2 separate regions of the Homo sapiens genome follow, and region 1 is linked to region 2. A link is a loop called in an ENCODE intact Hi-C map of the cell type or tissue named here. Cell type or tissue: A673. All regions are shown on one strand. Links, peaks and the distances in the headings refer to the core of each region. The heading gives the core; the rest is flanking DNA. Region 1 has its middle 110 kb from the start of LINC02903. Region 2 overlaps LOC107986836 (a long non-coding RNA gene).

Region 1 (4,405 bases), core at 149-4,148, 54 kb before region 2:
ATGATTATAGGCTGTTGGTAATCTTCTGTTGATATCCCTGCTGGTAACAATACACAAAGATATCACTTGACATTCTATTGAGTTAACAGTAACTATTGTGTTGATTTTTACTGCTGTTAAGAGCAGGAAAAGTATTGATTTTAATCAGAAGAAACAGGGAGAAATTGCTTCGACATGTGTTTTTTACTTGATCTTTGAGAATGTCATGAAATAATGAAAAGAATAAATAATAATCTATGTAGGGTTCTTTCAAAAGGGCTGAAAGGTTGTTTGAAAATAGTGACCCAAGGATAGAAATTTAGTTTTGGAAATGAAATGTTTAATCAGCCATCTTAGAGCAACCTTTTGCATGACTATTAAAGGCTTTTCATTGGAAAATTAATGTGATTTTAGTCAAACTGTGATTGAATATTTAAAAAATCCCTGGTTTAATTTGTTCATCATTTTAACATATATATATATTCATTCATTCAACAAATATATAATGAGCACCTATGATATAGCTGGTGTTGTCCTAAGTCCTGGGGGTGCAGCAGTGAGCAAAGCAGATGAAGTCCTTGCTGTAATATAACTTGCATTATTGTGGATAAAATAGACAATAAAAGTATAATATGTTCAATGGCAATAAGTATTATGGAGAAAAAAATGGATCAGGGTGATGGGGGATGGAAACTGCCAGTGTACATGAATTGTTAGTAGCCATTTTATGTAGAAGCCTTTCTTGGAGACCTAAGGAAGTGGAAAACAAGCAAATGTTGTTATTTGCCAAAAGAGTGCTCATAGCAGGAGAAAGAGCCGCTGTCCTGAGGCAAAAGTGTGCCTAAGAGACAGCAAGGAGTCCTGTGTGATTGGGAGAGTAGCTGACGTCAGCAAGGAAGTGGGAGGATTCAGACCTTATAGGGCCTTGGAGGCCATAATAAGACATTGGCTTTTGCTCTGATTGAAATGGGAAGGCAGTGAAGGCCACAAGCAGAAAAAGTGACCTGATGTTATTTTCCTTAAAAAGGATTAGTTTGGGTGCTATCAGAATAACTGGAATGGGGCCAAAGTGGAAGTAAACACTGTGGTGGCTAGTTCAAATCTAGGCAATGGGCAAGAGTGATTTGGATCAGGATGATAGCAATAGAGGGTGTGACGAGTGATTAGATTTTTATCATATTTTGGAGATAGAGGTGACATAATTTTTTGATGGAATAGATGATGGGCATGAGATAAAAGCTAGTGGCCAAAGATGATTTTAAGGTTTTGGGCCTGAGCAACTAAGATGGGCAATGCTGGAGTAAAGATTTGGTAGGGGAACTCGGCAGGTCACTTTGGGATATGTCAAGTTTGGACACTGGAGAGATGAGTGTTTACTTCCAAGGGAAAGGTCATGGCTGGACCTGAACATTTGGGAATCATCAGCATAAAATTGGTATTTAGAGCCATCAAAGTCAGGAACTAGAAGAGATCACTTAGGGAGTAAGTTTAGATGGGAAGTTCTGAGAGCTGAGGCCTGGTATGTTTCAAGGGTTAGAGATTGGAGGAATCATCAGTGAAGACTGAAGAGGAATGAGATGCTGAGATACAAGGAGAAGCAAAAGATAGTGGTGTTCAGAGGCCAAGTGAAGTAATTGTTCAAGGAGGGAGGGGCACAGAGGCAAAAACTCTTTATAGGTCTAATGAAAGGAAGATGGAGTTGGCAATGGGGGGTTATTATTGACAATTCTGTGAGTTGTTCGATAGAATGGCAGAGACAAAGCCTTTCTGGGCGGGTTCAAAGGAGAAGAAGAAGACAAAAAATAGACACAGCAAGTATAGATAACTCTTGAAGAGTTTTGCCATAAACAGGGAATGGTATTGTTGTTTCAGCCATGTTGAATGAATGGCCAGATAGCACACACACCCAGCCTGATGGGACAATGTTTATTGGAAGAAAACTCAGAGGCACAGAACCAGTATCAGAAGTGTGAACTCCCATGGCCTCATTGCATTTTAGAGCAGTGCACAGAGATCTAGCAGGCCTGAGTGTCAGACTCTAGGAGAAGGACTCTGTCATCAGCCTGGGGGGCCTTCAAGCTGCACCAGCTCCTCTCCCGATGTGATGGGATGGCTGGGATACTTGGACTCCTGTCTGATTCCTTTCATTCCTGCCTTGGCTGCTTGCAGGGCTGTGGTTCAAGCCTCTGACTGACCAGAATTCATTATTACAATAAGCACTAGCTCCCCAATTTCTATGGGAACTCTGTAGGACAACAAATTATTTTCTGGGAGCCCAGTCTAAGGGAGATCAGTCTTGAGAAGGTAAGGCTTTTATGACATAAGAAGCAGTAAAGCGGGTATGGGAAAGTTTTTCTGAACTCCTTCCCTCCCTCCCTCCTTTCCTTCCTTCCTTCCTTCCTTCCTTCCTTCCTTCCTTCCTTCCTTCCTTCCTTCCTTCCTTCCTTCTTTCTTCTTTGATGTGGAACATTATAGATTTTTGAATGCTAATGGGAATAATCTAGTGGAAACGAGAAAGCATTGAAAATGTGGGGGAAATAGTCATTGGAGAGATTTCTGTTGAGAAGGCAAGACGATTAAGATTTACCTAAGAGTGGAGAGCTTTGCCTCTGAGAGGAGGATGGATAGTGCATCTGTGTTTAGTGGGAAGCAGGCAGGGTTTGTAAGCACAGAAGTGCTTATGCTGTAGACAGAGATTGTGGGCATTCCCTTAGGGCTGCTTCTAATTTCTCAGTGAAATGTGAACTTGCATTGAGAGCAAGGAGAGAGTAGTTGTTGGAGTGATTATAACAGTGGGTGATTTAACAACCCTATTTTATTCAGAGAGAACAAATGTCATTAGGTATATGCCTTATTTAAAAAAAACTGCTTTTGTTCTCTTACTGAGGACTGAATTTTGTGGATTTATGATAGGCAATTTAGGTTAAATCCAGTTAGCTTTTGGTCAAATGTTTATGTCTATGGGCCATCTTTTGTAGAAAATAAATGTCACTTTTTATGGTATTCAGTGATTTGAGCCACGTTAGATGATTCTGACAACATAACAGAGAAATGAGCAAAACGTACATGTAGTTATATGAAATGTGGGTAGAAGAATCTGTACTTATTAAGCATACAAATATGTTTAAAATTCACAAACCTTCATGTGGCTGACAGTAGGCAAAAGCATGACATTTGAAATTGTGTCTTTATTGCCTTCTGAGGGCATGGGATGATTGGCACATCATAACCTACTTGTAACTGTGAGACTGAACCAGTTATTTACATAAATTTATTTTTTTCATGTTTGGGGCTTAGATAATTGGATTAAATCATAGCAAAATAAATGAGGCCTGGTATACTTATGCTTCCTTCAATGGATGAGATTAGCTATTCTGGCAAAATGCATGTATTTAAAAAAATGTCATTATATGTATGATTCTTTAAAAAGCAAGCAAAATATCCCTTTTTAAAATAAATAAAGTAACAGATAATAATTAGACTCCATGGCTTTTGATTTCCTCAGCTTTAATATGGAGGTCAAGTTAAGGTTGTACTAATTGACTTCTATAGACCCTTCCAATTATAACATTTTATGATCTCTAAAAGTAGTTTCAGTGGGTGAGCTATCTGTAGTTGAGTTATTAACCTGGACGATGCCATATACTAGTTTTCCAAAATATCTTTTCCTTTTTTCCTCCAAGAAAGCATTTCCTTAGTTCTTTTTGAGATAATTATGCCTTTTTACTTCAAGTTGTTAAGGTAGCTCAAATGGAATGTGGGAGTAATTTCAAACCTCATTTTTAAATGGCAGGAGTCTTGTGGAAAAATTTTCATGGAATTTATTAAAATGCAAATTTCCAGAACCCATCTCCTAAGCTTACAATTTAATGGTTTGAGACTGGGCCTGGGAGTCTGCATTTTAGTAAGCACTCAGGTGGTTCTGAGGTGGGTGGCCAAAAAAAAAAAAAATCACACACATTAAAACCCTGTCCCTGTAATCCCAGCACTTTGGGAGGCCGAGGTGGGCGGATCACCTGAGGTTGGGAGTTCAAGACCAGCCTGACCAACATGGAGAAACCGTATCTCTACTAAAAATACAAAACTAGCTGGGCATGGTGGCACATGCCTGTAATCCTAGCTACTTGGAAGGTTGGGGCAGGAGAATCACTTGAACCTGGGAGGTGGAGGATGCAGTGAGCCAAGATCGTGCCATTGCACTCCAGCCTGGACGACAAGAGTGAAACTCTGTCTCAAACAAACAAACAAAACAAACAAAAAATCTGCCTGTCTTACTTAATATATACAATTTAGGTAGCTATGTATATATGACTGATTTAGTAATACTGGACATAAGGACCCAATTCCTATGATGTTTAGCTGAAAAATCAAAAGATGCTGAAAATTAACAAAGAAATAGAAAATAAAGGAGAGTATGGCAATCTTC
Region 2 (4,405 bases), core at 111-4,110:
TTTTCTTACCACAATAAAATAAAAAGACAGAATTATTAAAGAGAAAAAACTCCACACATCCTTCCCTTGCAAAAATGAAACAGTTTATGTTTTCCTAAATGATTTTCTTTTTCTTTTTAAGACACTTTTTCTAACAGAGGGAATATGTGGATGTATGTATATATGAGTGGATGATATACTTCAAAAGAGTAGGGTTCTTGAGATAGGCAAAAGAAAAATGGCTTCTAAAGATACGGTGAAAAGCAAAGATTGTACAGTTTTCATCTGTGGGATCAATTAATTTAAGGGCAAAATTATTGCAGTGGCCTACATTATAGATGAATCTAAGGGACACTGACACCAGGGCATAAGATTTCCGTGGACCTGTAATTTCAAAGCAGGTGTGGTTTCTTGAAAAATAAAGCATCTATTAAAGGTATATATTTATCACAACTGAAATATTTTCAAGTGTTGTGTTTTAGTCTTTCACATCTGTGTCATGTCCAAGATTCAATGCTTTTAATTTCTTGAGCAGATCAACCATAAATACTATGTGAACTTGATGACATGTTAGTCAATGGCCTCTAATCTCAAATTGAAAACTGTGCTGATCTGGCATGCTGTGTAAGACATTTTCATCTCTCTGGTATTATCAAAACCCCGACATGCTTTTAAAAAATTGTTAAAATTAACTACGACACTTGCTTTAGTATACACATTGCCTTATAATTTACAATGTATTTGCCATGCTGAAAGATTGATTTCAGATAGGTCTAGCTTGTCTGGCTGCGGAGAAAAAATTGTCATTCTGTTTTATGGAATAAAGCAAGATTCCACAAGACACATTCAGTTAAAATGAAGCAAAAACCGCAATGTTTGAGAATGGTAATGCCTTGTGTTATCTAGATTTATTGATCAAAATAAAATCAGTGTTCCATTTCAAATCAGCCTGCAGCAGCATGCTCTTTTCAACAGCCACAATTTTTTGAAAAGCTTCCACTGCATCCCTCCACCTCTTTTGTGCTGAAAAAATCTTATAGAATTGCATACTACCTGGAAGATTATTGAGTTGGTTTCTACTAGAAAGTGGTCCAATGAATTAAAGACCCATAGGTAGAAAAGCTTTTGAAAGTTGCTTTCTTAGCACCTGAAATTTCAAGGACTTTCCATTCAACTCAACAGGTTATATTGGAATAATCTAATATTACTTTAAAAATTGTAGCCTTAAACACTATGTAAAATGTTCCTCCATATAGACTCTTAAAACCTTTTCTTTTGTGGGAAATTATGTAAATAAGCTGTTAATTTTTAACTTAACAAAACAGGAGAGAAAAAGAAAAGAAAATGATACCTATTCTGGTAAACTATTGCTGCAAACTACCACAAAAGAACAAGCATTTTATTTCTTTTCAAAATCATATGGGCCAGGAATTCAGGCAGAGTTTGGCTGGGTGATCTGCATGATGCTGATTGAGATTACTTAGTGGTACTCAGCTGGCAGATGGACCGGGCTGGAGGTTCCCAGATGTTTTCACTTGCATATCTGGCATATTGGTGTGGATGGTTGGAAGCCTTGTCTTACAGGGCTTTCACCTTTTAATGAGAGTAGTTGCAAAGAACTTACAATTATCTTTAACACAGCAAACACAGTGTCAGTATGGATCCTTCAAGAAGCCAAGATGGGGATTAGATATGCAAGAGACTTATTGAGGGGAAACACCTGTGAAAAATAAAGAAGGTGGAAGCAGGATAAGTCTTCAGACCACAATCTAGGTCTGACATCTAAAAAAGAAAAGAGAGAAAGAATTGAGTAGGAAAATACTCAAACTTCAATGCAATTCTGGCTATGTCTCAGCTCTGAGCCAAAGTTTCCCATGACGGGGCTTCCTGTGGCAGGCAGAAATGGGCTGGATCCAGCACTCCCACTGTGCTGAGTCATTGGCTGGGAGCAGACTGAGGAAAGTATTGCCTGGTGAATCCGAAGGGGCAGAAGTTGGAGCTTTCCATCAGCTATGTTTCCCACAGTAAGTTCTGCTGAATGGTAATGGAAGTGAGGCACCTCTGTGGCCACCGTATTTACCCAGGTAAGCAATGCATAAATAAGACTGGGAAGACAAGGTATGGCAATAAGATGAGTAATTAGGTTTATTATAAATAAGTAAACAGCAATGTCTGAACTATTTCATATAGATGAGTAATGAAGAAGAACCATTGTCTTGATCAGCAGGGCTTGAGGGAGTCTGAGGAGTCACACTTGCTTCCTCCTTGCTGCCCAAAGAGAAAACAGCTGTAGTCTGGCTGCAGGCACTCAGTTCTTTGGCCAGGTTTATCTTCCAGGCCATTTCTGATTTATTGCATAGCATTCTTGTCTTTGTCTTTCCACAGGTCACTGGCCTGGGCAGCAGCTGGGTGTGGGCTGAGAGCTTTGTTGGGATGCTTGGGGAATAGTGCTGTCATTGCTCTACAGAAATGTAAGAAAAATAATGCTGAATGCAGACCATAATACCATGCTAGGAACCATTATGCAAAATCACCCAGGCCAAAGCAATTCTATTTGACTTATAAATTATGCCTAGAAGAAAGGCGAAAATAAAATTTCTAGGAGCTAGAATGTTAATTTTCTGCTTTGGCTCTTCAACTGGAACTGTCCAAATGACTTCCAGGACTGGAACTGCTTTTATTTTCTGCCTTTGAGTGCTTTTACATTTCTTCTCCAAGCAAGTCAGCACTGACTAAAGTGAATTATCCTTTGTTGTCTTCAGTAGTGACAGACCCTTCTGCCTAAGATCATGAAGAGGAGACAAATAGGAATTTGTCTTTGGTTCTTGTCCTGGAATGGAAAGCGATTTCTGTCAATTCTTGAGAGCAGAAGTTATTGGATTCATTTGGATGGTTTATTAAAAAAGCAGGCACCAGGGCTCCAGCCCTAGAGATTCTGGCTCTGCAGGTGTGGGATAGGGCCTGAAGCTTCTTTCCGTAATTTTAGAAAGTTTCACTGCTAAGTCTGGTGCACACTGAAGTTTGAGAATTATTGCTGTCAAACCTACGTAAGAGAGAGGAAGCAGTTATAAGAATAATTCTCCATATCTGGTTAATCCACATTGCATTATTATATGTTAACTATGGACATAACGTATTTTCAAATAGTTCTTTTCAACAAATACATCATGAACACCTACTTTGTATTAGGATCTCTTCTTGGAGATGGAGACACTGAAAAAGAATCAGACAATCTCTCCTCAGGCAGCTCACAGTTTGGTGGAGGAAATAAGAAAATATACATTATAGTGACAAATGTATCATAAATAGAAAAATATCTATAGAATAAAAGTATATAGAAGCAGTTGATACATTCTGAGGTCACAAATGGAGACTTTACAGAGGAAGTGATATACAAGCTGGATTCTGAAGGATGCATTGACGTGTACTAATTGGATTATGGCAGGGAAAGTAATCTAGAAAGATGTACTGGTTTGTGCATAGGCACAGAGTCGTGCTTGAGTAACTGCAAGTAGTTTACTTTTGGTGGAGCATAAGATATAAGGGAAAGAGATGTAAGAGATGAGTCTGAAGAGATAATGAAGAAGCAGATTATGAAATGTCCTTATGTTCCATGCAAAATATCTTGGATTTGTGTCCATTATGTCAGTAGTTTTTGAAGCTTTACTGGGTCAAGGACTTTTCAGAAGTAATCTATCAGAATGTTTCACATACTTATTCAAAAATTTGTTTCACAAAAAATGTTTCACATACATATTCAAAAAATTTTGCATCTCATTTCAGGGAAGTCATGGTTATGGAGCCCCTCTTTTAGACAATCCATAAACAGAATCACATGGTCAGTTTGTGTTTCAGATTAATAGCCCTTGTTGTCATCAGGTCAGCAAGTTGGACTTATGAGGAAAGGCCACGCTAGAGACAGGGAGTTGAGTTAGGAGGAACTGGCCATAGAAATGAAATGGAGAGTCACCATGATCAGATTTCAGGATTGCTTGTATAGGAAAAGGAAGGAGTTGAAGACCCTGCCCAGGTTTCTGACTAGGCTTTTTATTATACAGGAGTGTTATAAAATGGAATAGGAAGCATAAGAAGAATTCTCATGGCAAAAGCAGTGTATATAAATTTGATATGGAGTAGATGTTTTGGAAAGAGTTGTATCCATGGGTCTCTTGCTTAGGGGAGAGATCAGTGTAGCACATACAGCTGGTACCCCACTACATCTGTACCATATCCATTCTTCCTTGCTGGTGGAGCTCTGACTTTGTTCCCTCAGCCTTCTCTGTGCAGCCATGTGATCTGGGAAGGTGAGACTAGCTTCATCCTCAACAAGGGATGCTGAGAGGCTGCTCAGCTTGAATGGTCAGTTCCTGTTGTGTTGATACTGTTCTTTGATTCAATTCTGGTTAATGAGAAATAAAAGGATGTT

What was found. Hi-C counts contacts between places; a loop is a spot of excess contacts. Peaks named below come from ENCODE experiments on the same cell type or tissue, not always from the same donor. Only the 100,000 strongest peaks of a DNase experiment are listed, where the experiment ranks them.
Region 1: a loop joins it to region 2, with 2.3 times the contacts of the local background. A loop is called at or near these places in 2 of 110 quality-filtered maps.

What each region holds. Positions count from the first base shown.
Region 1 is chr7:108,768,896-108,773,300 of GRCh38, forward strand. No RefSeq gene overlaps it. Among named protein-coding and RNA genes, the nearest start is that of LINC02903, 110 kb to the right of the region's middle. In A673, for the core only: no CTCF peak of the experiment used is centred there; DNase peaks (open chromatin) are centred at 2,266, 2,616 and 3,186; H3K27ac peaks cover 4,000 bases.
Region 2 is chr7:108,823,082-108,827,486 of GRCh38, forward strand. The region is part of intron 2 of LOC107986836 (a long non-coding RNA gene); the gene reads left to right. Among named protein-coding and RNA genes, the nearest start is that of LINC02903, 59 kb to the right of the region's middle. RefSeq lists an enhancer at 1,625-2,824. In A673, for the core only: no CTCF peak of the experiment used is centred there; DNase peaks (open chromatin) are centred at 1,900 and 3,420; H3K4me3 peaks cover 1,179 bases; H3K27ac peaks cover 1,949 bases.